Regions from separate parts of the Mus musculus genome. Here regions 1, 2 and 4 are each linked to region 3. The links are chromatin loops, found by intact Hi-C in ENCODE. Cell type or tissue: left cerebral cortex. All regions are shown on one strand. Links, peaks and the distances in the headings refer to the core of each region. The heading gives the core; the rest is flanking DNA. Region 1 holds the start of Gm40823 (a long non-coding RNA gene). Region 2 has its middle 9.1 kb from the start of Gm51888. Region 3 overlaps Nsg2 (neuron specific gene family member 2). Region 4 holds the start of Gm51888 (a long non-coding RNA gene).

The links. Hi-C counts contacts between places; a loop is a spot of excess contacts. Peaks named below come from ENCODE experiments on the same cell type or tissue, not always from the same donor. Only the 100,000 strongest peaks of a DNase experiment are listed, where the experiment ranks them.
Region 1: a loop joins it to region 3, with 2.3 times the contacts of the local background. A loop is called at or near these places in 4 of 42 quality-filtered maps.
Region 2: it touches region 3 in a loop (2.4-fold over the local background); 3 of 42 quality-filtered maps call a loop at or near these places.
Region 4: a loop joins it to region 3, with 3 times the contacts of the local background. A loop is called at or near these places in 3 of 42 quality-filtered maps.

Annotation. Positions count from the first base shown.
Region 1 is chr11:32,154,141-32,161,940 of GRCm38, reverse strand. It overlaps Gm40823 (a long non-coding RNA gene), which reads right to left and starts at 630. Exons shown (of 4, transcript XR_872353.2): 1 at 499-630; 2 at 230-393. In left cerebral cortex, for the core only: no CTCF peak of the experiment used is centred there; a DNase peak (open chromatin) is centred at 3,890; H3K4me3 peaks cover 234 bases; H3K27ac peaks cover 506 bases.
Region 2 is chr11:32,114,300-32,122,099 of GRCm38, reverse strand. No RefSeq gene overlaps it. Among named protein-coding and RNA genes, the nearest start is that of Gm51888, 9.1 kb to the left of the region's middle. In left cerebral cortex, for the core only: no CTCF peak of the experiment used is centred there; DNase peaks (open chromatin) are centred at 2,557, 2,750 and 3,983; H3K27ac peaks cover 749 bases.
Region 3 is chr11:32,056,960-32,064,759 of GRCm38, reverse strand. It overlaps Nsg2 (neuron specific gene family member 2), which reads right to left. Exons shown (of 5, transcript NM_008741.4): 5 at 5,549-7,317. The coding sequence ends at 7,126. Among named protein-coding and RNA genes, the nearest start is that of Gm12108, 40 kb to the left of the region's middle. In left cerebral cortex, for the core only: no CTCF peak of the experiment used is centred there; DNase peaks (open chromatin) are centred at 2,654 and 3,529; H3K27ac peaks cover 1,392 bases.
Region 4 is chr11:32,123,830-32,131,629 of GRCm38, reverse strand. Gm39676 (a long non-coding RNA gene) reads left to right here. Exons shown (of 3, transcript XR_872349.2): 2 at 4,459-4,551; 3 at 4,742-6,553. Gm51888 (a long non-coding RNA gene) reads right to left here and starts at 4,352. Exons shown (of 3, transcript XR_003949656.1): 1 at 3,812-4,352; 2 at 2,954-3,057; 3 at 1-2,390. In left cerebral cortex, for the core only: no CTCF peak of the experiment used is centred there; DNase peaks (open chromatin) are centred at 2,529, 2,864 and 4,006; H3K27ac peaks cover 1,981 bases.

The sequences.
Region 1 (7,800 bases), core at 1,360-6,359, 97 kb before region 3:
GGACTGGGAAGATCTGATTATGGACCCCACCCTCGGTCCCCCATCATCACCTCTTGCCCCATGACCTGAACGACACCATCTCTGCACCACTTCTGTGTTTCCAGATTGTTCCCTGTTGGCTAAGCCTGTGCAGGCTTCCAGAGCCTTAGAGGCGCTCTCCAGCCTGTTTTCTAGCACTGGTGTTTCTCCCTGTCTGGAAAACCCGGGCAGTGAGTGCTTCACAAGGTACCTGAGCTAGGTGCGCAGGTGACAATGCAGCTAGGAGTTCAGCGAAGGCGAGCTCCCTCCAGTGGCCCAGCCTGCTCCACACCTCATCCCGATTCAGCTCTGCAGGCAGCTGTTCTTCCCGGAACCCATTGCTGCGTGTGGTCCCTCTCATCACTTCATACATCCCTGCAAAGGAGAAATGTTGCCATGTCCTTTTTATAGAGGGGAGGGAGGGGGTACCAAAGGAGGAGCCTTCCTTTCTTCTTCCTGGAAGGTTTCCCAAAATCCTACCTTCATCCCGGAACCTGCCCTTTTGTTCTCTCTTCCCTTACAACTGGACGGTGCAGCTCCCTACCAATGCTGTTCACCCAGCTGATATAATTCCAGTCAGCCCTCTAGATACAGCCACAGATTCAACCCACAACGATGAGAAATGTTTGGAAAAAAAAAGAAAGAAAGAAAGAAAAGCACACCTCTTTAGGTCATGTGCAGATTTCCCTCATCACCACCCCACCAACGATGCAGGGTAACAGCTATTTAGATTTTATTAGGTATATCAGGTCATCTAGAGATGGTTAAAGATGCACAAGAAGATGTATTTAGGTTGTGTGCGGACACTCTTCCATTTTACATCAGGGGATGTGATCATCAGTGAGTTTCAATGGCCTCCTGTAGGCGAAGCTCTTGGAATTCCCAGAATGGCTGATTTACATCCTCATGTCTATTACTGAGACTTTTGAGTGGCTATGACATACCACAGGAAAGCAACCGATAGGTAGAAACATTTGTCTTGACTGTAGAGATCTCAGCCATATGGAAACCTGCCATCTGTAAGCCAGTTAAAGAATTTTTAAAACGTTTGAAAGGAGTGGCTGCATCACTGGGGAACGCTGTTTCTGGAATACTTAATAAACAAAAGCCGCAGGGCCAGGAGCAGTCACCTCCTTACAGCTGACGGCTTTGAATGGAAGAGGCCCTTCAAAGCAATGCAGGCACTTGCTGTTCTTGGTTCTCACCAGATAAGACCCTATCGATGGAGGTATTACCTGCTTTGGTTAAAAGATATAGAGAAATTAAGCAGAAAACGAGCAGGTCGGTTGTTCCACGCTGGCTAGCATTCTGAGTGACAGGGCAGCTTTGTAGCTGGCCAGGGGAGAGAACTCAACAGTCTCGGGAGAAGCTTGTGGACTACAGTAAGGATCTAAGCCAGTGTGGGTTACCAGGCAGATTACCCACTGGTGCGATAGTGGCCTGACACTTTGCAGGGATCACCGACTGCTTTTGCCACTACACAGGAGAGACTCAGACTTGCCACTGTAAATCTGGTCAAAGCCCACAGCTGTGGAGGACATAGTCCCCAAGGGGACCTACTTGCTGTTGCTTTGCTAAGTGGACAGTGTCTTAGTCAGGGTTTCTATTGCAGGGACAAAACACCATGACCAAAAAGCAAGTTGGGGCGGAAAGGGTTCTTTTGGCTCACACCTCTACATTGTAATTCATCATTGAAGGAAGTCGGTTCAGGAACTCAAACAGGGCAAGGAACCTGGAGGCAGGAGCTGCGGAGGGGTGCAGCTGGCCTTGAGGGCTGGCCAGTTGGAGTTAAGAACAGCCCAGATGAAACATAATAAGTAGTAACTCGGGGTTATTAATAGGAAATAGATTCTAATAGCCTAGAGGGTAGGTAAATGATCAACTCCTGTGCTGTTTAAGGCTTATTGTAAATATAAAGGCTCTGAGTGTCTTTTATCTGGGAACCTAACCAATGAAAGTCAGAATAGAAACCCCAGGAAAGGATTTAACCCATAGGCCCCAACGCCTGCCAACAATGGACCAAAGACCGAATCCACAAAGATCTAGTCCATAGTTCCAGAAAGTTCTTAAGTGCACTAACTTTGCCTTTTAGTTTCTGTAGTTCTGCTTCTTGCTAACTAAAGTGTGACAACCAAGACGTGGTTTTTTGTGCATAAAAGACCGAGGGCCATAAGGTTCAGAACTGTGTGATTTGGGCAAGTTCCTCATGTAGCCGCTGGCCAGCAATAGATTTTGCTTTTGGCTTTAAGAGTGTCTGCCTAATGGGCTTACCATGCAGTGTACTATCGGTGCCAGCAAGATCCCCAGAGACTAAGATGCTGGGACACTGGGGGCCCTCAGATCCCCTCTGGGGTGATACCATGAAAAATGGCAATTCCTAGGGGTTGCATGCCTGAGACCCTCCCATCCATGAACTTCAAGGGCCCTATGAATTTCCCCTGCTTTTAGTCCTACTGCCCCAGAGGCGCCTGAGGCCTCCACCCTAAAAAGGGAAACTACAGAAAGCTCCTCAGTGCCAACTCTTCTCCGTGTCATGGTTCAGCCGCAGGTACAGAGGCAATGTGTGTGCAGTCATGGTCCACTTGCCATAGGCTTACTCTTTCAGTTAGCCTCCAGAATTCTGGGAAATGTGTGAAGAGAAAGCAGTCACAGTTATCTTCAAAGGATCCCAAATATCCAGCAGGCTGAAAAAATTGCCAGCCTACCAAAGGGTTCCCACACCCAGCTGCTCTCAGGTGGGTATTCTCAGAGGAGCTACTCAAGTGGCACCTTGCCAAGCCCAGGAAATGTTACTTTTCTGAGTTTGTATCTTTTGGTATTCTGTTATTTATGCCTCAAATGCCTTTAGCCTACTTCTCCACATGCATCCATCAAAGTCCTCTCTCTCTCTCTCTCTCTCTCTCTCTCTCTCTCTCTCTCTCTCTCTCTAAATATTATTTATTTAATGTATATGAGTACACTGTAGCTGTCTTCAGACACACCAGAAGAGGGCATCGGATCCCATTACAGATGGTTGTGAGCCACCATGTGGTTGCTGGGAACTGAATTCAGGACCTCTGGAAGAACAGTCAGTGCTCTTAACTGCTGAGCCATCTCTCCAGCTCCCAGAGTCTGCAATTTTGAATGTCATTCTCTGTGAATCTTTTTCAAGCTCTCTACCCATAACCCCTAATATGTTGCACTGTCTCAGTGTGAACTCTCCCTTTTGCCCAGCATCTACATCATGTGGCAGAGACACTCACATAGCAATTGTTATTCTGTGAGATGCAACAGACGTCCTCTATGAAAGTACCCTGAGCCAGAGAAGGCATCTGAGCCCTTTGTGTCCTGAGCATCTTGCACAGTGCTAGGCAAAGTGTAGATGCCCTTGTTGTGTGCACGAATGAATGAATGAATGAATGAGTAAATGAATACAGTGTGCTGGCGTGTTTCTATGGAGGCTCCGTGGTGTAGACAGAATCTACTCAGGACTCTTCTCTCTATTCACCGGGGCCCAGCTGACTACACACTGGAGCCTCCCCGTTAGGAGGTTCTGGGCTCTTTATTGGCTTTCATTATTTTTTTTCTCCCTAAAACAATATGATCCTTCTTTAGTGCTTTCCAAAGCACACCAATCAGCATACTAATCACACTAAAGTGTCAACGGAACCTGCCAATTTCATACATTTGCATATTTTCTGTAGGGTTCCGCCTCCCCCTCCCCCTCCCTTTCATTAGCTATTCTTGGAAGAGCTGCTCAGCCTCCATATTGTTCAAACTGGCTTGATTTTGATTTCACTTTGTAAAGACAGATTTGCAGGATGATGAACGAGCTCCTGCCAATTTCATGCATTTCCGCTCTGTACATCGACACCTTATATTTATTCCATCTTCTCCTCCTGGCTCCAGATGGTGTGGCAACACAGCCTCGGGCAAAGACACAAAACTCACTCTCCCTCCCTCCTCCTCCTCACACTTTCAGCTCCGGCTCTCCCGTGCCAGGTTTGAACGGTGCACAGCCTCTGGCAAACGTTGCCTCGCCTGCAGATTGGGCTGCCGCTTAGGAACCTGGGAATGTGAAGCAAGACAATGGGGAATGTCACATGCCTTGGGCCTCGCCACTCCAGTCACTGCCCCTCACAGAAAACCACAGCTGAAAGAGTTTGATACATTCACAGATGTTCCCCCCCCACCACCCTTTTCCATTCAAGAAGCGGGCCACAAGTATCTCAAGAGAAGACTTAATAAAACAATGAAACAAAAGCCCCAGGCTCCTCGTGACAGATGAAAAAAAAAAAAAAAAAAAAAACCACCCAAAAAACAAAAAACAAAAAAAACCCAAAAAACAAACAAACAAAAACCTGGCAAGAGCATGTGCCCATCTTGACACTCTCTTGCCTTCTGTCTGAAATGTGACCAGGGAATCATACAGATGAAAGATGGCCAGAGACATATACCAGTGATCTTTTAGATATACCTGCCTCCCCATCCCCCCCCCTCACCCCCAGTTAAGTAGGGGCTGGAACAGACCCCAGAGCATGTGAATTAATTATGGGGGCATCTGAATGAGGACAGATCTGCTCCTGGCTTTCTCTGTGGGTCCAGGGCGGTGGAGAGCTTATACAGCCCCTAGGCGCCAGGCCCAGTGGAGTAGAAGCTGGAATAAGCCATGCACAGACAAGAGAATCAGAAACAAGGACTCAACATTTGGGATCAGAAATCTTCCTGTTTTTAGTGGGTGTGGTGGTACATATGGGAGGCTGAGGATTGTGTATTTGAGGCCAGTCAGGCTCCAAAAAATAAAAAAGGAAGCCACAATAGCAACAAAATAGAAAATTCCTCTTAAGTGTGAGACTGGACCAGGAAACAGGTTGGGCCTGGTGAGGATGTGGTTTGGCAGCAACGACACCCTTGACACTCACAATGTCACAGATTGGACGTGACATGCCCTCCAAACGCCCATAGACATTAAAGACGTTAATGAGCCCATGGCAACATTGGGAGGGGAGTTCATCTGGACTGACGGGTGCTTACTGTAAAGTTGTTAGGTCTCTGAGGGTATGCTGCAGAAGAGGGTTGTGGGAGTAAACTTGTCCTTCTTCTGTGGTATACGTGTGTGCGCGTGTGTGTATTTGTGAATGTTTCTGTGCATGTGGTGTGTGTGTATGTGTGTCCAAGCAATTAGGTAAATGACTTTGCTCTATCACATGTCCCCTGACAGAACATATTGTTTCTTCATAGGGCCAAAGCAACAGGGCCAACCAGTCATAGATGAAATCCTGTAAACCTATTAGCCAAATCAACCAGTTCTACTTCCAAGTTGATTACTCAGTCCCACAATGGCCAAGGACCCTTTGGAGTAGTGGGGAGTCAAGTGGACCTAGAAAAACCCAGAAACTAATAGTCCATCTCACATGATGCTACTTAAGAACCAGACATGGGTGGGAAAGCAAAGAAACCCTTGACTTGAGTGAGGAAACCCAGAACTGACTGAATCGTTCTGCTTTGAGATGAGACTCTTTAGAGTGGACTATAGATCAGAGGGTGCAGCTAGTTATGTTGGCTAGTGATGAGCCAAATAGAAGAGATATGCAGATGTGTTTGCAACTGGGGTAGGTAAACTCAGCATACCTTATAAAGCAAAACCACATGACTGACTTCAAAGTTCCTATGGATCCTAGACTCTTAGGTAGATCCTAGACCTTCCTATCTTTGACTCTGACCATCTTCTGTCTACACTGTTTCCTGTGTCACATTTCAGACAGAAGGCACCGGAGTGTCAGCATCATGAGTTCCTGCCGATAATCTTCATCTGCTACTAGGAGATTGGGCTTTTGTATTCCCTTAGAATACAAAGGTGAGAAAGGAAGATTAAAGGCTGAGGGGCCGGAGAGATGGCTCGGTGGTTAGAGCACCGGCTGCTCTTGAAGAGGTCCCTCATTCAGCTGTCAGCATCCACATGGTGGCTCACAGCTATCTTTAACTCTAGCTCCAGGGGATCCAGTGTTATTTTTTGCTTCCTGGGGCATGAGGCATGCATATGGTACACATACATACATTCATCCAAAACACTCATATGATGAAATAAAGTAAATAAAAAAAAATAAAGGCTGACTCCCATAACGGACCTGTTTTTAATTGCTGTGATAAAGTTACCATCTGGTAAGTTTAGTTACCTTTCCAACTTGCTGACAAACACCATGAGGCTTAGGGGAGGAGAGGGTTCATTTTATTTTATATTTCCAGGTCACAGTCCATCACTGAGGGAAGTCAGGGTGGTAGCTTAAGACAGGAACTGAAGGCAGGAGCCACTAGAGGAATGCTGCTTGCTGGGTTGCTCTCTGACTCACTCACAGGTCATTTTGTTCGCTCTCTCCCCCTCCCCCTCCCCCCTCCCCCTCCCCCTCTCTCTCTGTCTCTCTCAACAGGTTCTCTACATGGGCCTGGCTGTTCTGGAACTCCCTATGTAGATCAGGCTGACCTGCCTGTACCTTTCTAGTGCTGGGTTCAAAGGCGTGTGGTACCATGCCCAGCTTAACTAGCTTCTTTATATAACTCAGGCCCACCTGCCTTAAAGGGATTGCTCCTCCCACAGGGATGGCTCCTCCCACAGTGAGTTGAACCCTTCCACATCACTGGAAGTAATCAAGGCAGTCCCCCACAGACACACCCACAGGCCAATCTAATCTAGATAATATCTCGATTGAGATAGCTGTAGGCTGTATCTCATGTCACAGACTGTGTGTGACACATGTATTGTCACTTCATCCTTCATACTTTCCTGACTTTTAATGTCACGGATAAAATATCTAATATTATTTTGATGTGTCAGCCTTTTGATGGGATTTGATGGGCTTACTTTTACAGTTTGTAATATTGTTTCTTTGTTTAGTATTTTTGAAATCTTGATAGTAGCATATTGTAGAGAGGGTCTTCCTTGGTCATATATATTTGGTGTTCTAAAATATCTCTTCTTCTTCTTCTTCTTCTTCTTCTTCTTCTTCTTCTTCTTCTTCTTCTTCTTCTTCTTCTTCTTCTTCATTGATTGATTGATTTAATGTATATGAGTATACTGTAGCTGCCTTACAGAGGGTTGTGAGCCACCATGTGGTTGCTGGGAATTGAACTCAGGACCTCTTGAAGAGCAGTAAGCGCTCCCAATCACGCAGCCCCTTAAATTTGAGAAATTTTCTAGCATAATTTCACTGAATAGATTCTATATGTCTTTAGTTCTAAAAACTTTTGTTTTCAATTTGATGTCTTACTGACACAGTCTGGTCATTTGATCATACCCTAGTGTTCATTTGCGATTTTCTCCTTGTTGATGTTTGAGAGCTGTGTGTCCTCCTTGATGCTCATTCCTTCCCCACATGGCTGAGACTGTTGTTCTCATGTCGTCCACCAAGATGTTTATTTATATTTTTTTCATTGTCTTTTTTTTTCCTGAAATTTTCTTTCTCCTTTTAAAATATTATTGATTTGTTTTTATGTGTATGAGCGTTTTTCTACATGTATGTCTGTGTACCATGTGTGTGCCTGGTGCCTGCAGAGGCCAGAAGGCAGCACTGGGTCCTTTGGGATTGGAGTTACATACAGATGTGAGCTGTTCTGTGGGTCCTGGGACTTCAACCTGGGTCTTCTGGAAGGGTGCTGCCTATCTAACCACTGAGCCGTGTCTCCATCCTGCTGTCCCCAGTGTGTGCTGACTTCTTCATCCTCATTCCTGCATGTCTCATCCATTGTGGTGAGTTTCCCATCTATGTTGCTGACTTAAATTGAGTTAATGTTGTTTGTATCTATGAG
Region 2 (7,800 bases), core at 1,699-6,698, 57 kb before region 3:
CTGTTCTCACTTTGGTGACGATACATCATCACCAGAGACCAGCTTCCCGGGCTTCAACTTTTGCAGCTTTCAGGTGGTGCATGCCTTTAATCCCGGCACTTGGGAGGCAGAGGCAGGTGGATTTCCGAGTTCGAGGCCAGCCTGTTCTACAAAGTGAGTTCCAGGACAGCCAGGGCTACACAGAGAAACCCTGTCTTGAAAAACCAAAACCAAACCAAAACAAACAAACAAAAAACAAAACAAAACAAAACAAAAAAAAACCAAAAAAAAAAACCAAAAAAACCCTGTGTCTTTGTTTCTGCTTGTTATGAATTACCCTTCTCGGGTGTTCCATGAGAGCATCAAGAACAGTAGCAGGCTGATGACAGAAGCAGCTGGGGCAGCTGGGATGGCAACCCCTGAATAGTCAGGCAGCAGGGTTGGGCAGGATTCTGCAGCTCTTGAGCAGGTAGTAAGGAGGCAAATTCTCACCGTAAAATAGCCATTTGATTTGTCTTAATTACTGACTGAGGCTGAGAGCTTCATTTGAATGCTGGGAATTGACAATTGAGATTATGACCAGAAGTGACTAGGTGTAACCAAGTGTCCGCAAAATAAAAGATACCAGGTGCAGGAGAAGGCGCCTCTATTCTAAGGTCACCCTGGGGGTGGGGGGGAGGCAAAGGATGTGTGCAGTGTGTGTGGTGGGTCTCAAGAACCATCACTGGGCAGGGTTGCTCTTCTGTAGCAAGCCCCTGCCCCCACGATGTGACCTGGCCCCACATCTGTATGGTTTCTTAGGCTGTATCCCTTAACTGCAGGACAGATCATCAGGACAGAACATGAAGCAGATCATAGTCTTCAAATTTCCAAAGCCAAGACCCAAGTACAGAGAGAGAGAGAGAGAGAGAGAGAGAGAGAGAGAGAGAGAGAGAGAAGAAGAAGAAGAAGAAGAAGAAGAAGAAGAAGAAGAAGAAGAAGAAGAAGAAGAAAAAAGAAGAAGAAGAAGAAGAAGAAGAAGAAGAAGAAGAAGAAGAAGAAGAAGAAGAAGAAGAAGAAGGAGGAGGAGGAGGAGGAGGAGGAGGAGGAGGAGGAAGAGGAGGAGGGGGGAGGGAGGCAGGGAGGGAGGGGAAGAGGGAAAGGTGGATGGAGGGAGGGAGGGAGAGAGGGAAGGAGGGAGGGGGAGAGGAATTACCACAGTTAATCCAGCTGCCTCTGAACACATAGGAAAAAGAGAAGGAAGGGTGATATAGGTGACAATGTTGACTTCAAAGGCATCAGGCTGACACCCAGGCAGGAAGCTGAACCCAAAGCTCACCACACTAGAAGACCACCACTGCCTCCATCCTTGGGAGAGCATATGGTTCACTGGCAGTGCTGGGAGCCGAGTGGCTGTACTTGCTGTGTATGGCAGCATGGAGTGCCCGTCGCTGGCAGCCTCCTCTGCAACCACAGCTGTCCTGTGGCCTCAGGGTTTCTCAGCTCTTGAGTGACTTAACTGGGTGGGCTGCCACTCTTGAAGTCCTTATGGGTGGGGCCATGCTGGACAGGACAGAGGTTCTGGGAGACCCCAAAGGCTCTGCTTCTATGCCTTGGTGGGATGAAACAGGTGAGTTTTCCCTTCACACACCACCCCACTACATGGCAATTTCCTGATTGAATTTAAGGGCTTTGGTTTTATATCACAAATGGAGTTAAAGATGGGCAGTGGTGGCACATGCCTTTAATCCCAGCATTTAGGAGGTGGAGGCAGGTAGACCTCTGAGTTCAAGGTCTGCAGAGTGAGTTCCAGGACAGCCAGGGCTACACAGAGAAACAATTGGAGTTTAAAAATAATAAAACAAAACAGATCCACCCCCACCCCACCCCCAGATATGACTCTGAAGACTGATTAGAGCAGAGAGGACAACCGTGCTCCTTTAAATGACTGTAGAAGAACCCACACTATGGAAATACAAGTTTTATTTAGTGAGCCTGTGTGGATTTATAGTGCATTGTTTCTATGGCCACCGTTTTCTGATGCTATTACAGAGAATATCCCATGTGAGCACCGTGTATATATTGGAACCTTTACAGTGTGAGATACTTATACCAAGTTTAGATATTTCACCTTATTTAGAAAAGTGTCATTAGAGCCAGGAATGTGACACATACCTTTAATCCCAGCACTCAGGATGCAGAGGGCGGCAGAGCTCTGTGAGTTTGAGGCCAGCCTGGTCTCCATAGTTCCAGACCAGCCAAGGTTACATAGTGAGACTCTGTCTCAAAAAATAAGTGTCATTAGCTGGGCAAGGTGGTGTCTTAGTAATCTCATCATTCCAGAGGCTGAGGCAGGAGAATAGGGTTCCCAGGCAGCCTGTATCTTACCTTTACCATAATTCCCACGCTGTAAGTGATTTTACCTGGACCTGCAGGAGGGAATTGTCAAGGCTGGCTGACTTGTAGAGAATAGCTGAAGCAGGAATTGAACCCAAGGCCTATCCTCTCCCAATGCTAATAAATAGGTGCACAGTGGTCTAGATTGGTGGCAGCTACTGTTGCCATGGCAACGAATGGGTTTGGAGAAGCCAGCCATGCTGTATGGGTGTGTTTCCATCCTCAAAGGCTCCTCACTAGCTCAGTCTCATACCCTAGTGCCCACCACTGACTTGCTGAGAGCAACCTCTGTCCCCGGGGGCAGTAAACTGCCCGAGCGAGCGACAAATCAGTCTGCAGTCAAGGTTACCAAATAAAACAAACTGTCAAGCAGATGGCTCATGCTGCCCCATTCCAGAGCTATCAGGATGCAGCTGCAGAGGGGAAGCAGCCGAGAACACAGTCCCCACTATGAACACTAATAGCTCAGGCTTGCTCGGAAGTCTTTATTTAGAAGGAGAAAACCAAGGCTGATCTTGGGGGTTCTGTTCCATTTCTTTTTCCCTCTGAAGTTGGGAAGAGGATTCCTCTTTCCTCTGGGCTTAAGGGCAGGATTTAAATGGAGAGGGAAAGGTTCAGCCCGAGTTCAGCATTAATTGGCCAGCAGAGGGTGAATAATGATCTCCTTTGCACTCAGCAGGCAGGGCATGCCAGCCTTCCTTGAACCGTTCATGAATTCGCTGAAGTCCACAGTGACTTCTGCCACAATTCCTCCTCCTTTTCATGGGTGACAAGCCTCGCCTTGCCACTGTTTCTTAGAACACAGACCCCTGAGTGTTCCGGAAGGGCAGAAGCCATTCTGCATTCCTCCCCAGGCCTCGGACAAGGCCAAAGACAGAGTAGGAACTCCGTAATGGCTCAGGAACGGAGGCTACAGTTGCTGGTTGCTTTTTGGGGATGTTTTGAAACAAATTTCCCAGTGTGACCCAAGTTGGTCACTACCTTGCTGTGTAGCCAGAGATGAACACTTGATCTTTCTGCCACTACCTCCAAATTCTTGCCTGGCTTCATTTATTGCTTTCATGTGTTACATGTTACAGTGCACCTCTAGACTCTTGTCAGCTCCTTGTAGGCACCCCAGGTTCAAGAACTTTGAGAAATAAATTGGGGCAACAGACATGTCTATGTCATTCTGTCATAGCAGTGAAGCTGACTGAGGCAAGGATGGAGGAGGTGTGTAGCTACTCCCCTGGGAAGGGGAGAGCCAGGATTCTAAGTCAGGAGGTCCATTTAGATTATTCTGGATCTGGCTTTGACTACCTGGCAGGGAAACTGAGCAAGTCACAGAACCTCTCCAAAGTGCAGGTTTCTTGCCTCTGGTGTGGAGGGGAGGCCAGCAGATCTAAATACAACTTACAACCTGGTCAGGTTGTACAAACCTAGCTTGGTCCTGCCTCACATTAAGTCCTGGAGAACTGACAGTGGTTGTTACTCTCATTATACATCCTGGTGAATGTAGCCTTTCAGTTGGACACTGAAGGGTCCCCCAGGCCATGAGATTTGTCTGTCTGACTTACATCAGCTTTCAGCATCTCCTGATCCCCAAACTCATCCCAACCTGATCTCTCACAGCCTTGGGAGGATGCCAAACACACCCACTCTCCCACAGTGTTTTCACGAGTCTGAGCCTTGAGAAGTCTTTCCTCCCAAGTATGTGCTTGAACGGTGAGAGCTGGGTTGTTAGATGCAGAAAACTAGGGGGATGGGTCTAGAAGGATGGGGAGACTGTCCACACAAAGGAGGGGGGGAGGGGGACATGGAGGGAAGGAGGAAAGGAAGGAGGGAGGGAGGGAGAGAGAGAGAGAGAGAGAGAGAGAGAGAGAGAGAGAGAGAGAGAGAGAGAGAGAGAGGAAGAAGAAGAAGGAGGAGGAGGAGGAGGAGGAAGAAAGGAGGGAGAGAGGGAGATAGAGAGGGAGAGAGGGAGGGAGAGAGGGAGAGAGAGAAAGGAAGAGGAGGAGGAAGAAAGGAGAAGAGAGGAGAGGGGAGGGGAGGGGAGGAGAGCTAGGGCCAAATAGCCCCTTTCCTCTCTCCCATGACCCAGTTCCTTGTTTGGCAAGGGACACCTTATCAGGGAAAGCACATACTGACCAGAAAGACTTTCCTTCTGGGCTCTTTCCTTTGGCTTTGGTCAGATTGACAGACCCACTTAGATTCTCAGCCAGAATCCTAACACAGTTATCACACATGAGCATCCGTACTTGGCATGTTCCCCAACCATTCTAACTACTCAGCTTGTCATTTCCCCAGCCTCCAGTTTTGCTCAACCTGTGCCCTTTCCACCTCTCAATGAACTCTGGCTCAGCTTCAGCTCAGTTTGTTACTTACTGAGCATCTATGCAAACCTGGGCCTCAAGCTGTCGAGCTGAGTCCCTGCTCTCCGGGACTGCAAGCCCAGTGCAGAGTAGCCCAGCCATGTTTGCTTTAGCTCCTTTATGTATCATAAAGGCAGCTTACCTGCTCACCAGACAGTGGACCAGCCTCCCTTGCCTTGGAGAGCTACCATGGGTTAAGGTTGAACTTTGCCGACACAATGTCATATGCTGAAATATTAACTCCTTTGACCTAAACTATGACCTCATTTGGAAAGACAATCATCCTAAGTGTAACTGGTTAATATGAGATTGTGATGGAGTGTGGGTTCTAAACCAAATGGACTGGTGGCCTTATTATAAGGAGAAACAGTCAGACACACACAGAGGGAGAACATCACATGTGTCCAGATGAAGGCAGAAGTCAGGCTGATGTACCAGTAGTTTAAGAAGCAACAAAAAGGTTAATAGCACCAGAAGCTGTGAGAAAGGCTAGACTGGTCTCTGTCCACACACACACTGAAGGAAACAACCATGCCAACATTTTTGTTGTAATTCTAGACTCCAGAGCAGCGAGACAATGCATTTCTGTTGTCTTAACTGCTTGGTTTGGAGTGCTTGCATAGAGCAAGCTTCTATGCCGTGTGACTGCATTTGACCAAGGCAAGTGTACTGAAAGTGTTTTCTCTGCACAGCCCTGGTCCACGGCCCATGCCCTTTCATTCTGCTTAGACTTTCTGCCTTAGAATTGTCAACATCAAAGATGATTTGGACACCATGTGTTGGAGAGGCTACATGTCCCTCAGCCTGAGACTCTGCATGTCTGTGTGGAACAGAGCCACCCAACTCTGACACTGACTGGATTGACAGAGAGCTGGGATTCTATGTCATAAGCCCCTGAGGTTTAATGGCTGTCTGACTACTCTGTTGGAAGTGGCCAGCCCGCATTTCCTTGTGCGGCACCCTTCACGATGTTTTTGTTTACTTATCTGTTATTTTCCGCCTCTGCAATCAGATTATTTTAAGATGGAATGTTAGAGTCTAGCTGCTGCTTAGACAACAGTGCATAGTAGCCTGGCCTGGGTCACCAGAGCACTCCCCTGAGATCTAGCCCATGAGCCCACTAGCTAGCAGTTTTCCAGGGGCTAAGATCTCTCATCGTGGACAGTGAGTTACATCAAAAATGGTATTGGTGGTCACATAATCTGCTTCTTACTGCTTCCTCAGCCTCTTGTTTGGGAGTCAGAGATCCTGGCCACAGGCTTGTACTATGAAACCTCTTCCATCTTGTCTTAGTTTGGGTTTTACCTCTGTGAACAGACACCGTGACCAAGGCAACTCTTATAAGGACAACATTTAATTGGGACTGGCTTAGGTTCAGAAGTTCAATTATTTATTAATCCCAACAATGCATCTTGTAGCCTTGGTTGAGGCTTACCTCTCAGTAAGTTTCAGGAAAGCAAATAAGCAAGTCTGTTTTGCCAACTACCAGATGCCTAGAAAGTTCCTCACCAGGGCATCTGCAGAAAAGACTCTGCAGTAGGAGGTTGGGGAAGCAGACAGCTGTTACCCACTATGTAAAATGAGCAGGATGTCAGTAGATTTGGGAAAACAATGTCTTTGAAGGGAAGTAAAGGAGGGCAGAGAAACCTCAATGGGGTCTGAGAAGGGTTTTAAGGGAGACACAGAACAGAAAGACACACTGCAGGATGAAGACACAACTCAGATGGTGGCACAGAGAAACAGAGACCCTGAGTGCTGAGAACGAGGTGGGGACGGGTGGCTCCAGGCCAGGGGTAAGGTGCCTGTGGATTGAGGCTTGGCTCACACAGATCTGTTTTTACCACAGCCACTGTCCTTCGACTCTCTAGGTCCAAGAACCCACAGGAGAAGACACATTTTTTTAAAAAAATCTAATTCACACCCTCTAATGCCTTAGTATAACAGGGAAAACCGTCTGTCTCAGTATCAATATTGGCTTTCACCATAAAGAAAACCAAAGAGTCTGGGATTTAAAATAAAAAAAATGTTTTTCTTCTCTACTGCATATTTTAAAATATATGCAATAATAGTCTCTTCCACTAAGGTTTTGAATCTGTTGATATGACCCATAATCACCGAATCCCAATTTTGACATCTTCAAAGTGGGTATAACCACTGAAAGGATAGAAAATACAGCCCCAACTCCAGCCTCCTAAGAAGCCCTAAATACCACAAATTCCAGACCCTGCTCCCTGACAGTATATAGGTAAAAGGTCACATTTCTTGCTGTTCCAGGGTCCCCACTTTCTGTGAATACATGATCCTGGCCTAGTAAGATAACAGGAAATGATAAGCTAACCGATTATCTTGCTTCTGTAAACCGCTTGCACTGTAGAAGGAAAGATTACACACTGAAACTTCGTTTTGCTGACCCTGCCCAGGAACCTGTGCAAATGTGGACCTCCCAGGCTATAGGAAACTGATTGGCCCCCCAGAGTGTAGGCTTGATGATTTAAAATGATTGGCCTAGAAACTATGGAGTAGTACAAATCGATTGGCCCTGTGCGGGCTCTTGATGCTATGACATGATTGGTTTGTGAAGCGCGGGCTTTGTTGTAACCCCATAAAAGCTGTCCCAATTCCACACTCATGGTCCACAGTCCTCCACTCCTGCCGTGGTGTACAACTGTGGGCCCCAGAGCGCGTCTGGAATAAAAAGTCCTCTTGCAGTTTGCAACAAGACCGTTTCTGGTGAGTGATTTGGGATGTTGCCTCTCCTGAGTCAGAACGTGGGGGAGTCCTCACGTTGTGGGTCTTTCACCACCAACCTGTTAGCAGTTCCTCTAGGCTCCTCCCAACAGTTACCTAGCAACAGCCTGCTTCTCTTCCGGCCAGGTAAGAGCCAGGAGCTGGGCTGGGCTATAAGTACTGCTGAGCTCCTTTCTCTATCCATCTTACACACACACACACACACACACACACACACACACACACACACACACACACACACACACACACACCATTCATCCCCACATGTCCCCAGCCGACCTCTTCCTCTCTTCCTATCTCTTCTCTCTTTCTGTCTTCCTCTGTCCCCCTTCCTCTGTCTCTATCC
Region 3 (7,800 bases), core at 1,123-6,122:
GGCAAATGCAATGGTGATCCCGACGTGAAGGATAAGGCAGCTGCAGTGTAGAGAAGAGCTGGCAGATACAGGCTGCTTTCCCCACTCTCAGGGATACTACAGACCCCTTGCCCCATCTTGTGCAGGCTGAAACCCAGGATCCTCAGATGAAACACACTCAGACCATCCACAGACTCTAAGCACCGTCCTTTTGATTGAAAGCAGAGAAAGACAAAGAAAGAGGAGACGCAGGAGACGCAGAGGGAGAAGCAGCAGGTTTCCAGAGGGCAACCTGGCCAGTGGAGGGCAACTGTGACCAGTTGAGCTCCTGGGTCTGTGTTCCCTGAGAGGAGACGATCCTTTCTGATGGATGAAAGGACAGGAGAGGGGCTTGGGGGGGGGGTAAATGCTGTGTTATGCTAGACTGAGTCTGATGATGGCATTGACGTTGCCAAGGAAACCAGCCTTTTCTCTCACTACTCACACCTGCTAGTTTTTTGGGCTTCTTGGGAAAAAGAAGATGAGGAGTTTATCTCTGCTTCTCCTGAGTCCCCAGTCAGATTAGGCGGGGGTGGGGGTGGGGGTGGGGGCGGGGGATGAACTGATCACAGCAGTTGGCAGTTCGGAAGAGGTGGTCTCTCAATTTTCCTGAATAATAACATGTCTCCTTAAAATAACTCTGCTGTGGTTGCCTGCTGGGATCCCGCTCTAGCACCACCATCGCCTCCCCCTGACAGGCAGCAATTATCTATTTATCCCATTCCTCTGTCCTCCAGCCTCAACTGTGAGCCTCAGGGAGCCAGGCAGTTGCCCTCTAGGCGGAGGCTTTGCATGCAGAGGATAGGGAAGAGATCTCAGGAGCTGGCTTAGGAGGATGCATTGTACCTCCCTCCTGAATTCCTCCCTGAAGCAGGAACCTGTCCTTCACTACCCAGTTCTCAGATTGACACCCACACTGAGACACCCAACCCGCTCCCAGAGACCTCACATTACCGTTCTGCACAGCGGAGGTCCCTCTCAGAAGAATTCCTGATGTTGGTAAATAGATTAAAAGGTATGCAAAGGACACAGAGGGAGTTTGTTCCACTAGCCTAGGCCCTGGCTTTATGACATTGCTGGCCCAGCAGGGCCCTGTGAAGAGGCGCTTTTCTTGACTAAACCTTTGGTTAAAGGCTTCTTCTCACCGGTAGCCACTCCCTGCTCATGCAGGCGATTGTGTCCCCTTTATTCTGATGAGAAAATTATAACTCCACCAGGAATAGCATTAGGGTCACTCCTAGTAATCAGGGCTGCCATTGTCCCCGCTCCTCCTACCGTTATATGCATTATATAGGGTCTGTCAAGGTGGATAAAGGAAAACTGTTGTTTTCTTTTTCTTCTTCCTCTTTCTTTCTTTCTTTCTTTCTTTCTTTCTTTCTTTCTTTCTTTCTTTCTTTCTTTCTTTCTCTCTCTCTCTCTCTCTCTCTCTCTCTCTCTTTCTTTCTTTCTTGCAATAGAGTTGCAAATTCATTTACAACAGAACGTTTGAACACGTGCTTGTTAAGTTTTTAGTTGACTCTGTGTAACTGAATAATGTGTCTGGTGTTTACATGTTGCCTACATAGATTCATGGCCTCTGTGAGTGGGATGCCAGCTCACAGTCCTGACTGGGCCTCACTGTTTCAAAAGATAGGCTGACTGGCCAGAACTCTGGAGTGTGAAGGGTTGTCTCTGTTGTGTTTATAAAAAGATCAAGAGAGAAAGAATTGTAGTCAGGTGTGGGGGAAGGAGGTGCCTTCCTGGGCCCATGCTGAGGCATCCCTTCCCTCTGAGGGACCAGCCACAAGATGGTATAGTATAGAATAGAGTTTATTCAAGGCATGGGGAGGGGAGTTAAGAAGGTAGTAGAGACAGAAAAAGGCACACAGAGAGAGAGAGAGAAAGGGAAGGGAAGAGGAGGGGAGGGGAGGAGAGAGAAGAGAAGAGAAGAGAAGAGAAGAGAAGAGAAGAGAAGAGAAGAGAAGAGAAGAGAAGAGAAGAGAAGAGAAGAGAAGAGAAGAGAAGAGAAGAGAAGAGAAGTAGAGGCCAGCCATGACCATAAGGAGAGAGAGGGAGCAAACAGCTTCTTCTTTTTTTTTTTTTTTTTCGTTTTTGGATTTTGGAGACACAGTTTTTCTACGTAGCCCTGGCTGTTCTGGAACACACTCTGTATACCTGGCCGGTCTGGAACTCAGAAATCTGCCTGCCTCTGTCTCCCAAGTGCTGGGATTAAAGGCCTGCACCACCACTGCCCAGCAAGCAGCCTCTTTTACAGTTAGTCAGGCACACCTGGCTGTTGCCAGGTAACTGTGGGGCGGAGCTTAGACAAAATGCCAACAGTCTCTGCTCTTCCATTAGCAGTTTGCACAGCACCCGAGGGCAAGGGCTGAGGGCAAGGGCTGTGCTGTCTTCTTTCTCTCTTCCAGCCACGCATGTGGGTCAGAACCCCCAGTTCAGCAATCAGGGTAGATTGCCTGTTTCCAACTGTATCCAGTCAGTCCTGATCTCCTCCCCAAACAGCTTGCCATCCCAGGCAGGAAGATGTGTGGGCACAAACCACAACCCCAGAGCACAGTGCAGAGATGTGCGGCTGTTGCTGATGGAACAGTTAAGACGGGACCCAAATGCGTGGGTTGCAATCACAGCTCTGCCGCTTTGCCACATCACCTCAAACACAGCTTCACTGATGTTTGTGCACTTGAGACGGAAGTGGTAGTGACAGTCGATGGCAGTGATATCGAAGGTAGGGGTGGCTCCCTCTTGGAACTGGTGAGCGCTTAGCACTTGGCATACCAAAGGGCATTTGCTATTCTTAGCATTGAACACTGGGACTGAATTCAGGCTAAGAATAAGCAAGTTCGCGTCTGTGAAAACTGCAGTTTGATGTTCTGGGAAGTGGGCTGTGATTGTGCCCATGCTGTTTGGGGTCTGACACACAACGGAAAGGGGTCATGGGATCGCTCAACCTAGATTTAACCCAAGTTTCTCTAGCAGAGCCCATGGGCACCTCTTCATGCACCTTGGCTTCAAGCTTTCAGTTGTTCAGTGATGCCAATGACCACCGCCTAAAGCATGCTAAAACAGCAGACCCAGTGCTGGCTCCCTGCTTCCTCCCTGAGCCGCTGGCTAGCGAGACAGCAGAGCCTTCAGCAGACAGACCCTCTTTTGCCACTGACTATTTCTGTATCTAATTTTGTCTCTAAGCTTCAGGGCAGTGACTGTATGCAATGGTTTAAATCTGTCCCTCCCAAAAGTATGTGTTAGAAACTTGATCCCTATCACAACACTATTGAAAGTGAGGCTTAGTGGGAGATTTTCAGGCCATGAGGACTCTAGCCTCATGGACAGATTAATGCTGAATATAAACGGGCTTGCTGCTTGAGGTGGAGTCTTTGCTCTCTTACACCCCCTCTTTGCCTCCCTAGAAGGTGTCACTACCTTGATACTGAACTCCTAGCAACCAGGCCTGTGAGAAAGAAGATTCATTTCTATTCATAGCGCTCTGTGTATATGCTCTTGTACCAACACAAAGTGGACAGAAATACTCCTTATTTAAATTCTCACCATACCAGGCTCTCAGCATCATGTCAGGACTACACCCTCCTGTCAGGGAAGCAGCATGGTGTGAAGTCCTGGCATCATGTCAGGACTGCAGGATAATGTTTTATTTCAGAGTCTCAGAATAATGGGAGGAGCTTAGTCATATGTCAGGACTTCAATCTCTTACCATGTTCTCCCCAACCCCCCCCCCCCCCAGCGTCTAACCAGCTTTTGAGTGTCATGTCAAGGTCTCAACACGTCAGGAAGTCAGGGACTCAGCCTTCAAGCCTTCAGGATCACATCAGCACCCAGCCCTTAGCATCATGGCAAGCATCATGGCAGAATCACACCAGGCATTCAGTAAGGTCAGGACCTCAGGACCACTTCATGCCCTCCACATCACGAGGGACCTCAGTTCATGTTAGAATCTTGGGTTCATGTCATATCCTCCAAACCATGTCAGGACGTCTGTGATATCATGTCAAACCTGAGTATCGTGACAGGGCCTTGGCATTATGTGAGACCTTAGCAATATATCAGGCAATCTGAATCAGGCCAGGACCTCATAATTATGCCATTATCTCTGCATCATGTGAGGTCCTAAGCATCACAAGATGTCCTCACTAGGATGGGACCTCAGCAACATTTCTGGATGTGAGCACATTGTCAGATCCTTAGCAACAAGTCCTGACCTCAGCATCTGCATTATCACATGAGTTCCTGAGCATTATGGAATGAAACCAACATTATTCATTCCCTCTGCATCTGCTATTTCTTCAGTATCATGTAACATCTCATGTCACCTCACGAACATCTCATGTCATGTCAGTACCAGATTCATCTATCAGAACCACAGGATTCATCTATCACCACCAGAACCTCAGCATTGTGTCTGTCACTCGGATTACATTAGGTCCTCAGCCTCATGTAATGCCCTCAGAAAAATAGCACGAGTCTAATGTCATGTCAGAGCCTATTTAGCATACCATGCCCTAAGTGTCATGGCAGGGGGGTCAGCATCAGAGGAGGTCTTCAGCCTTGTGTCCAGACCTTGACATCTTGTCAGTACCTGCATCATGAATGGATCTCCAGTATCATGTTATGTCTTCTCTGTCATGTCTGGACCTCTGTGTCATGTTAGACATTCAATATTGTCATGTTTAGAGCTCAGCGCCATGTCAGGACCTTGTTTTAATATCCTACGAGGACTTCAGAATAGCGCTGTGACTTCAGCATCATGTTGGGACCTCAATGTCACATGCCACTCAGCATCAAGGCAGGCCTGCAAGCAGCATTTTAGAAACTGAATATCATATGCAGGTGCTCAGCACCAGCTGAGAACCACAATATGTGATCAGGTAGTAAAATACAGGGTCACCATGGTGGTCCCTTAACCGGCATGTCAGTGCCTTGCTATGATGTCAGGACCATGACGCAGGGCCAGCATTATGTAAGGCCCTTAGTTAGCATCCTGTCTGTCAGACCTTCTGCACCATGAGGATCTCAGCATCTTATCAAATGCTCAGCATCATGTAATGCCCACGGTATTATGTCAGGCCTTCTGAATCAATCATAACAGCAGCAGCATATCATAACCTCAGCATTGCAGGCCTCTTGGTATAACATACTTCATGTCATATCATGATACTTCATATATCATATCATAGGGTCCTTCGGCATCCTATTAGCTCCTTAGTGGCATATCTTGACCTCTTTACCACATGAGGCTCTGGTGTCACGTGACATTCTCAGGATCATGAGTAGTCCTTAAGATTTTGTAGGGCTTCAGGATCTTGCCCAGGGCTCCGCATCGTGCCAGGACTTTAGCAGTGTATCAGGCTATACTTACTTTAAGATAGAGACCCCCCCCCACACACACTATCCCAGTTTCTCCTCCCACGTCATAGGGCACTCTGCTCCTGGACTTACCAATCCCACCTCCTGTGCCCCTAGCATTCCCATGAGGTTCACTGAGCAGAAGGTCAAGCCGTCAAGGACAGATGGACAGACAGTCAGGACACTCAGACACATCTATGTTTATTTTTTTTTCCTGTCAGAAAATTTCAAGAATTACACCAAAAAATACTTCAGCCTCTGCTACCTACTGACAAAAATACACCACAAAATTATAAAGCGCTCTGTGGTTTTGCTAGGGAAGATTTGTTGATCCGTTTCAGATGACAAATGAATTTACAGGTGACTCAAGGTGATGGGAAGATGGGGGGAGGGAGGAGAAATCAGATGAGAGTATCTGGCAGGATGGTTTGAGATATACTATTCCTATTACCCAGCTGCTGTGTACAATAATTTCAGCAATATAGCAAGCCACAAAAAAATACCCTTAAACGGCCTATGCAGACCAAATGGGCAATTCCCCTGGCCAGTTCTCATTCTCTTGGACCTGGGGCCAGCACCTCCAAGAAAAGGGATTTCCTGGAATGCTCGCGAGAAGCAGGAGGCCCTTGCTAAAGTGCCAGTGAGAAGCCTAAGGATGTTGGCCACACCTCCCTGTCAGGTGCTTCTAGAACCTAGCTGGGAAGTCTGGACAACTCTGTCAACACAACACAGTGAGCAAACAGTCACCTTCTCCAGCTTCTTTTAGGAATGAGCACTGCCTGCCCAATCTTCAAGTTTCTTCCCGGCTGTCAGATTTCAACTAACTAGAATTCAATTGTCATTCCTGCTGTCATTAGCGCTTTGGGGAAAAAGCAAAACCCGGGTGAAACCGGGTGCCTATGCTTTTAGCTGGGTCCAGAGCGGCCCGCCTGACCTCTCTTCCTTTCTCTCCCTTCCCACCCCTGCCATCTTGAAAACACGGGCAGCATCTAGGGATACACCTAGAAAAACAAAAGAAAGACAACATCTATCCACGCCTGTGTTTGCTGAGGCACAACAGCCGCCCTGTGAGCATCGGAGCCTAGGTCCCCATGGGCTGCCCAGGGCTGAGCGTGGATGCCTCCCCCATGAGTTTGTGCAAATCTTGCAAGCTCACCATTGAGTGGTACTCTGTGCATTCCTAGTTGAGAAATGCCAACATCACCTTCCTCTCCAAATCAGCCTTGCCTGCCATCGCTGTGCTTCTCTCCTGCAGACCACAGGCAAACTGAACAGCCCACCCTTCGCCACGCAGTACTCGGACGCCCACACAGAAGCCATGGGGCCTTATCTAAGAAGTCCCAGACAGACTCTGCTCTTTACTGCCCTGCTGTGTCTTCCACGTGGAGCCCGTTTCATGCTTTTTAAATTCATTTTATCCGGCTCCCCTTTCTGTCTCTAAATTATCCTAACAAAGAATAAGCGGCGGCTTTGAAAATATCTTACATGGGAACAATCAACGCGAAACATGCCTTTGTACACGAGCCTGACTTGGGTACGAAGCAACAATACAAAAGAACAAAAGGAAAGATCGATTCAGACAACTCCAGTGCACAATATTTTTGGGGAGTGCTCCCCAGACCCCATCCTGCCCCGCCCCCACCCCGTACCCTAGCAGTACAGTATTGTCTTGTAGCTCCAGCCTTGCTTAACTAGTGGGGAGGGGGGTTTCCCTCTCCACCCACCCACCCCCATCCCAGCTGGGGCAGACCTCTAATGGCCCTGCGTCTTGGGTGGCTTGGGCTCATGGATGACAGCAGCTGCTGACAGCCATGGCCCGATGGCCCGGGCAGTGCTCTGCTTGGCCACACTGTAGTGGCTGATGACTGTGTAGAAGCGGCTCCTGGAGCTGGGGTCCTGGGACGAGTAGTAAGCATCCAGCGAGGCCGGGATACAGCGCTTGTGCTGGGGAAGAAAGAGATAAGAGTCAGGAGTAGCCGGGTGGGCTGCTGGCACCCACGGGGACGCTGATGGCCTGTGCAGGGACTTCAGTTCCATCAAGTACCCCACAGGGGACTCTTCTCCTGCACCTGGCCACAGTAGACCTTCCCCAAGATTATACCATCACCATCTTCAGAGGAGAGGAAATATACCTACTGTTGGTACTGAGGTAAGACCAGACACATAGGCTTGATGGCCATACGACACTGCTCTTGGTAGCATGACATCAGGTCCCCAGTGGCTGTCTGGGCCATTGTCCACAGATAATGACAATTTCATGTCCTTTGTTTTATATATGTATTTGTTTTTTTTAGTAAAGTTATTGGTTCCTAACATTAATATGTATTTCCTTATGTATTTATCTGCATTATCATAGTATATATATATATATGATAATCATAAAATATCGCTAGTTTTAGCACTCAGAGTGAAGGTGTATTAAATGAG
Region 4 (7,800 bases), core at 1,858-6,857, 66 kb before region 3:
GTAATCTATTTGGGAAAATATACATATACAAACCAGTCCTCATAAGGGGGCAGGGGGGAGAAGGCCATTCAAAATTAGCTTTGAAGCTGGATATTTGACTGTTAGGATATCTTACCACAACTAAACATTTCTTTCTCTGTTTCTACTCTTCTCCCTCTTCCTTTCTCTCAGACAGGATCTTTCCATGTTGCTCTGACTGACCTTAAACTTGCAATCCCCCTGCCTCAGCCTCCCAGGCACTGGAATTAAAGGTGTAAAGAAAACAAATGTCTAAGCCTTTCATGGGGGGTCCACAGGCAAGGGTCCACATGGATTTGATTGGATATTGCCCTTGTTCCCAGAATGGAGGAAGCGGCTTATCCCAAGGGACAGAGGCTTGATCCAGGAGCATTCCTGTCCTTTGTCCTCTGTCCTGTGTCCTCTGCAGTGTGACACAGCACCCAGGCAGCAGATCTGTTGTCTCTTTGTAAGGGGCTCTTCCCCTGTCAGGCTCCTTAGGTCCCTGGCTGCTGGGTAACTGAGAATGACTCTCAGAATAAGCTAGAGATGGAGTCAGCAGGTTCCTGTCACCAATTCAGTCTTTGCCTGCTAGAGGTCTTGCTTGAACTTGCCACTCTGCTGGGCACTAGAGAAAAGGCAGTCAGCTTGAAATGATTCTCTGGCTTGGCTAGTATTTGCCCTGATGAATGTTGGGTTCAAAGTTGGTTGTAGATGTGGCAGTGTTAACAAGGGGAGGAACTTTTGGCAAGTAGAGCCTAGTGTGAGGTCATTAGATGAGGCTGTCATCCATGGAAAGAATTTATGTGAGTCTTGAGGAGTGAGTTATTTCCAGTGAGAAATGGTCTTTAAGTAGCAAGGCTGTTCCCTCCATGGTTTCTGGCTTCTGTCTCACCGTGAAAACTCATCCTCCTTCAAGAGTTCCTTCCGTGATGCTATCCACCCTAGTGTGAAATAACCAAGGGAGGCCCTCACTGGAGGCTGAATGGGGGAGATTCCTTATTGTGGACTTTCAGCCCCTAAATACGAGCTAAGTAACTTTTCTATGTAAGCACTCAGCTTCAGGTATTTGATGTAGCAGCAGCAGCCGCAGCAGCAGCAGCAACAACAACAACGGAAATATATTAGCTATCTCTACTGAACTTTTAATATGTGCTAGGTTTCTACATACACTGTGACCTGGGTCCCCACAGATTTGTGAGATAGATGCTATCATTATGGCCACTTAGCAGACTTGGAATTATGAAGCAAGTTACCTGAAGCCTGGTAGCTGCCCCTGGGCAGATGAATATTATATTGGGTCAGGATGACTTTATGCCCAATATAGTGGTTTAATGAAAATGGCCCCATAGGCTTATATATTTGAATAATTGGCTCCCAGTGTTTGGAATTATCTGGGAAGGATTCGGAGGTGTGGCCTTATTGGGGAGGCGTGTCACTGGGTAGGTTTTTAGGTTTCAAGACTCACACCATTTCCATTGTGTATATCCACCTCTCTCTGCTTTGAGTTTGTGGATTGACATCCAACCTGTCCCTTCAGTTTCCCATCATGAGCCCTCATCCCCTGTAACTGTAAGCCAAATTAAATGCTTTCTTTCATAAGTCATCATGGTCATGATATTTTGTCACAGCACTAGAAGAGTAACTAAGATACCCAGCACCGTGGCACTCTCAGAAGGTGTCTGGAATCCCTTTGTCGAAGTGACCTCAGCCCTTTGGCCACGCAGCATTTGAATGAAAGATGACTATTTTCTAATCTATCACCTTGCAACAGGCGGCAGCAACAGTCCTAGCAAGTACAACAGCTACCGGCAAATAATTGACTTTTAAAGACAGAGTGGCTTAATATACTGACAGCTCAGTTTGCAGGTTTCCACCTCCCAATTGCTTTCTGGGGGAAATCTCTTTACAGAGAAGTGAACGCACCAGAGAAGTTAATGGACTCATTTGTCGCCATTGTTTGCAGGGAATGAACACATTTATCTGGTTGTCTTTTTCAAAGCACACCACAAAACACCAGAATCAAAGTATCACTAGATATCGTGGTACTGACACCTCTTCTCATTGAACAGCTGAGAAAACTGAGGCTCAGAGAAGTTCAGGAATCCCCACTGAACGACAGGAGGGGAATGGCCTTGGTCTTGGGTGTATGAGACCCTGGGAAACACGTCCAGATGGCTAGAACCCAGGACTTCTGGGTGCACCAGGGAGCCAGTGGGGACCATTTCCATGTCTTGAAGCCCTGAGCTGCAGGTCCGTGGCAAGTAGGGTAATAACCCCATTTTACAGATCAGGAAACGGTTGTCTAGAAGTCCCTTGTTCGGGTCATCAGCCACTCTGGGGGTGTACCAGCCAGCTCCGGCTGCAGCAATCAAGTTCCACTGCCTAAGTGTCTGAAAACAACAGAAATTTCTCATCCCATAGTCACAGAGACCAGACTTCCAAAATCAAGGTAGCAGTAGGATAGCTCCACTCAAAGTTGCTGGGCTTGTAGATTATCCTCCTCCTCTTTGTGCCCACGTGCTCTCTTGATGCATGGCACTGTGCGCAAAGTTGCTCTTATACCGGGACATTGGATTATTTCCCTGTGCTCAGAGGTGCCGTGGGTAGGATTCCACCTTACAGACTGAGAGGGAGCTGAGACTAGACACTTGTTGTGTGAAGCCCACAAGCCTAGGTCCTCCCCTCCCCCTCCCCCTCCCCTCGCTTCTCCTCCTTTCCCCTCCCCTCCCCTCCCCTCCCCTCCTTTCCCCTCTGCAGTGCTGACTAATCTGCTCCTCGGTCGCTCTCAGCGGAGGAGTCAGGAACAGTTTCTAGTTATTCTTACAAGAAGACAGGCTACCCAACCCTCCAATGTGGGGCATTCCACCCCAGCTACAGTGGTTCCAAAAGCTGTCTCCCATAAAAAGCCAACTACAGAGAAAGCAGCTGAAACAGGCAGAGGCAGTCCACACACCTGGGTTAGGCCAAAAGATCCAAACTCAATGGAAAGGCTGTTTGTCACCCGCTAAACTGACAAAAGGCATCGATGATGACACTGTGGGTACCAGGCATCCCGCACTGTTATTGGTGGAAGCATAAATAGGTTGAGGGGTGGCTTCCTGTCTGAGTCACAAGTGCCCCTTCTGCTCCCACATTTGTACACAGACACGAGAGTCCTGCTACAGCCTAAATGCTGAGATTTAATTGCTATCATTATAGTCATGATGGGGGAGGGGGTTGAAAAGGTGACTGGGCTACCCAGGGTGCAGTTGTCACCTTGGGAGCAGAGCACTTGTTCTTCAGAATATGAAAACCCTTACCAGATATCAGTACCACACCCTTGAGCCTCCAACATGGAGGGCTGAGTAAACTCTACTGAGCACAGGCCACACAGTTTACAGGGCTGAGCTCCGTGTAGAGATGAACTAAAGGTGAGTACAAGGTTCTGCGTGGCATCTGTGGACTCAGGCTGGAGTGCAGTGATGGAGTCCGGGTCCAGCATGGGAGGGGCCTGGGCCAAATCCCCAGCACAAGGGATGGGGGTTAGGGAGAGTGGGGTTGGGAGAGAAGAGTGGAGAGAAGAGAGGGAGAAGGAAGGGAGAAATGAGAGAAAAGAGAAGGAAAGAAAAAAGAGAGAAAGAGAAAAAGAAGAGTAGGGAGAGGGAAGAAATAATGAGAAATAAGGGAGGGGGGAGGGAGAAAGAGAAATTGTGCTAAGAGTCCTACATTTTAATACAAAAATTTAAAGAACAAGAACATTATTTATGAGCCAATATATATAAAAAAAATGATGGAACCAAAAACGCAAATAAACAGTACAAACCAGTCTCACCTGCGTAAGTACCTGATCTGCATTTACATGTTTGTGAGCAGAGCCTCGGTGGCTGGTCTGACAGATAACCTGGATGAGCAAGAAGTGGATGGGGGAGGAAAGGAAGCAGAAAAAGCAAGCTTGAGTCATCTTTCTGCAGGAATTGCATTTAAAAGATTACAATTACACAGGCAATTTCTACCGCAGGCTTCTTGTGCAGCTCATTCCTCAGGCGGAGCGTGAGCCTTTTAACACTTTCACAGATAAATTCAGTTAATTCTTCTTCTCATTAATGACTCCACATTAAACCTAGGCCTTCAGAGGAGGAGGGGGAGACCACAGCAGATACAGAGCACACGTGTCCCTGTCTCCTCCCTGGGCTCTGTGCCCACCAGAGCTTAGCTGCTTCTCCCCGTTGGCAAGGACAGTTGAATCAAAGACAGAAGATGGAGAAACAGAAAAACTCTCTACCCAAAGCAAGACATGTTTGTTCATAAAGGTGTCCCTCTCCTGTCCACCAAGAAGGGCAGAATTCATCTCTGGAGGCGACTATGGACCGTCCTCAATGTGGACAGTGGTGGAAGCTCACATAACTCCTTCTGGTACTTTCTGACTAGTCATCTTAAAGCCCTTTAAGATGCCTTACTCAGGCTTTGTTGCATAGATAGGCCTGCAGGCCCAGGGATTTGAAGAGGCTGAGGAAGGAAGATCACAAATTTAAGGGCAGCTCAAGCTCCAGAGCCAGTTCAAGGCCAGACAAGGTAACAACTTAGTGGGACCTTGTCTCAAACAGAAAAGTGTAAAGAGGGTGTGTGTGTGTGGGTGCTGGGGTGGTAGTGAGGTGGTGGAGGGCGGTGGAGGGTGATGGGGGTGTTGTGGAGGTGGCTGGGGGTGGTGGTGGTATAGTGGTAGGTGGTGGGGGTGGTAGCTCAGCCAATATGGTTCTTGCAGAGTACATGAGGACCTGGGCACACACCTCAGCATCCATTCACAGAATCCTGTACAGTAGTACACACTTGTGATCCCAGCACTGAGGTGAGACCATGGAGGTACCTGGGTTTGCCCATCTAGCTTAGCCTAACCAGGTGAGCCCCAGGCCAGGAGGAGACTCCATCTCAAACAACTGTGGGCAGCATGGAAGGAGGAGCCAAGCCCGAGTTTGTTCTATTTCCATGCAAATATACACATCGCCTATCAGCCTTGGTCATGCCATTTTGAAGTCTCTCCCTTTGGGTTAAGTGATGGCAATTTCCACCACAGAAGTCAGCACTGCAGACTTGGTTTCCTGGATCCTGCCCTGCCCCTGCATCCCTCTGATGATGGCTGATCAGGAGGGATGCTTATCCATCACCGGATGTTTGCTCATTTGCTGCTCACTGTTCTTTGGTCACTCCTGCCAGTGGCCAATCTGGAACTGGAAAGGACTAATAACAGCCTCCTTCCCAGCCTCTCCACCTTCTGCCCTGTAATTACTTTAGCTTGTAAGCAGACGTCAGACCCTGATTCTTATACCGATGCACTCTGTCTTCTCCCAGATTAAAAGCCTGCATTGTATTAAGTCGTTGGTTTCCGTGTCTGTCTCTCACCACAGATAAACATGCACAAAACAAAGAAGCAAAAGCGATCAAGCAAAACCTCAAGGTTTACCCCCACTTCCTCCAGCGAGGCTCTGCCTCCTAAAGGTTCTGCATCTTATCGAAACAGCACGCCATCTGGGAACCAAATGTTCAAACACACGAACCTGTCGGGGCATTTTGCACTCCAACCACACATCCCCAGATCCAGGGCCATGCTTCTTTGCCATCCGAGTTCACAGCTACATTCCATATTTCTAGTCCTCTATAGCAAACAGACCTTTACAGAGTATGTGTTGCCTGGTTTTGTGTTAACGTGACACAAGCTACAGTCATCAGAGAGAACAGAGACTCAATTGAGAAAATGCCTCAAGATTGGGCTATAGGCAAGCTTGTAGAACATTTTCTTAATTAGTGATTGATGGAGGAGGGCCCAGCCCATTGTGGGTGGGGACATTCCTGGGCAGGTGGTCCTGGGTTCTATAAGAAAGCAGGTTGAGCAAGCCATGGGGAGGAGGCAGTAAGCAGCACCCTCCTTGGCCTCTGTGTCAGCTGCTGCCTCTGGGTCCCTGCCCTGCTTGAGCTGTTGCTTTTGATGATGAATTTTAGATGGAACTGTGAGTGAAGTAAACCCTTTCCTCCCCAAATTGCCTTTGGTCGTGATGTTTCATCACAGAAATAGTCACCCTAACTAAGACTGAGGGTCTCATTGTAAAAGAGTTGGCACGACCAAGAAACCTCGTTTTTTAAAATATACTTAATTTCTCTATCTCTGTCTCTCTGTCTCTTTCACGGTCTTTCTCTGTCTGTTTGTTTCTGTCTCTCTCTGTCTCTGTTTCTGTCTGTCTGTCTCTGTCTCTGTCTCTGTCTGTCTGTCTGTTTCTGTCTCTCTCTGTCTCTGTCTGTTTCTGTCTCTCCGTCTCTGTCTGTTTCTGTCTCCCTGTCTGTTTGTTGGTCTCTGTTTCTCTGTCCTCCCCCTCCCCTGTAGATATGTGCATACCACACCACATGTGTGGATGTCAGAGAACAACTCTTGGAAGCCAGTTCTCTCCTTCTACTCTAGGCCTGATGCTTACTTTGTGAGATATTAAAGTGGCTGCAGTAAATGACCCAATGCCTCTTAGCTTGTCTTTCAACCAAGATACTGACTCCCGTTATTGGTGAGAGTTTCCACATAAGTTTTTGTTTTGTTTTGTTTTTTTGGTTTTTTGTTTGTTTGTTTGTTTGTTTTTTGAGACAGGGTTTCTCTGTGTAGCACTGGCTGTCCTGGAACTCACTCTGTAGACCAGGCTGGCCTCGAACTCAGAAATCCACCTGCCTCTGCCTCCCAAGTGCTGGGACTAAAGGCGTGCCCACCACGCCCAGCTCCACATAAGTTTTTTTTTTTTTTTTTTTTTTTTTTTTGTTTTTTTTGAGACAGGGTTTCTCTATGCAGCCCTGGCTGTCCTGGAACTCACTCTGTAGACCAGGCTGGCCTCGAACTCAGAAATCCGCCTGCCTCTGCCTCCCGAGTGCTGGGATTAAAGGCGTGCGCCACCACGCCCGGCTACCACATAAGTTTTTAATTGGTTCAGAGTTTTTAACTTTCTTCTTCTTCTTTAGTTCTAGTTTCCTCGAACAACTTTCCCCACACGTTTATTCTAAAGTGGTGTCCATCACTGATGGTGAAACATTTTCCTTGGAGGCAGTAGAAAAGATGGATTTTTTTTTTCTAATCCAACGTGTTAGCCTTGTTAGTGCTTGTCTGTGGTATTTTCTTAGTCTTCTTTGTTATTTCTCTTGGTATATTGTATTTATTCTCTGTGACCTCTTGGATGTGTTTATTTTCCTCTTTAGAACAAAATATTCCTTGCAGAATCGTCTGTAGGTCTGGTTTAGAGGCCATAAATTCCTTTGATCCATTTTTATGAGAAGTTCTCATTCCTCTTTGATTTGATTTTAATAGTTTTGCTGGGTGTAATATTCTGGGCTGGTGGTTGTGGTCTTTCAGAACTTGGAAAACACTTTTCCAGACTCTTGGCTTTAAATTTCCTGTTGAATAAACAGTTATTCTGGCGAGCCTGCCTTTATAAATGACGACTCTCTTCCAGCTTTCTTTATTCTATGTTTTTATTGTTTTAACTCTAATGTGATAGCGGGAGTTTCTTTTCTGGTTCTGTCTATTTGGTGTTCTCTAAGTCTCTTTTACCTGGACAGGGTATCTCTTTCTTTAGGTTTGGAACGTTTTCTTCTATGATGTTCTTGAAATTTTTTCCTATTCATTGGCATGGTATCCTTCTGCGCTGATAAATGGAGGCTATGTCTTTTCGTGGTGTTCCAGCGCTCTACCATGTACTGCCCATGTGAACCTCATTAGATGACCCAGTGCCTCTCACCTTGTCTCATCGGATACTGATTCCCATTATAGGTGAGGGTTTTATTTGGCTCATTGAGTTT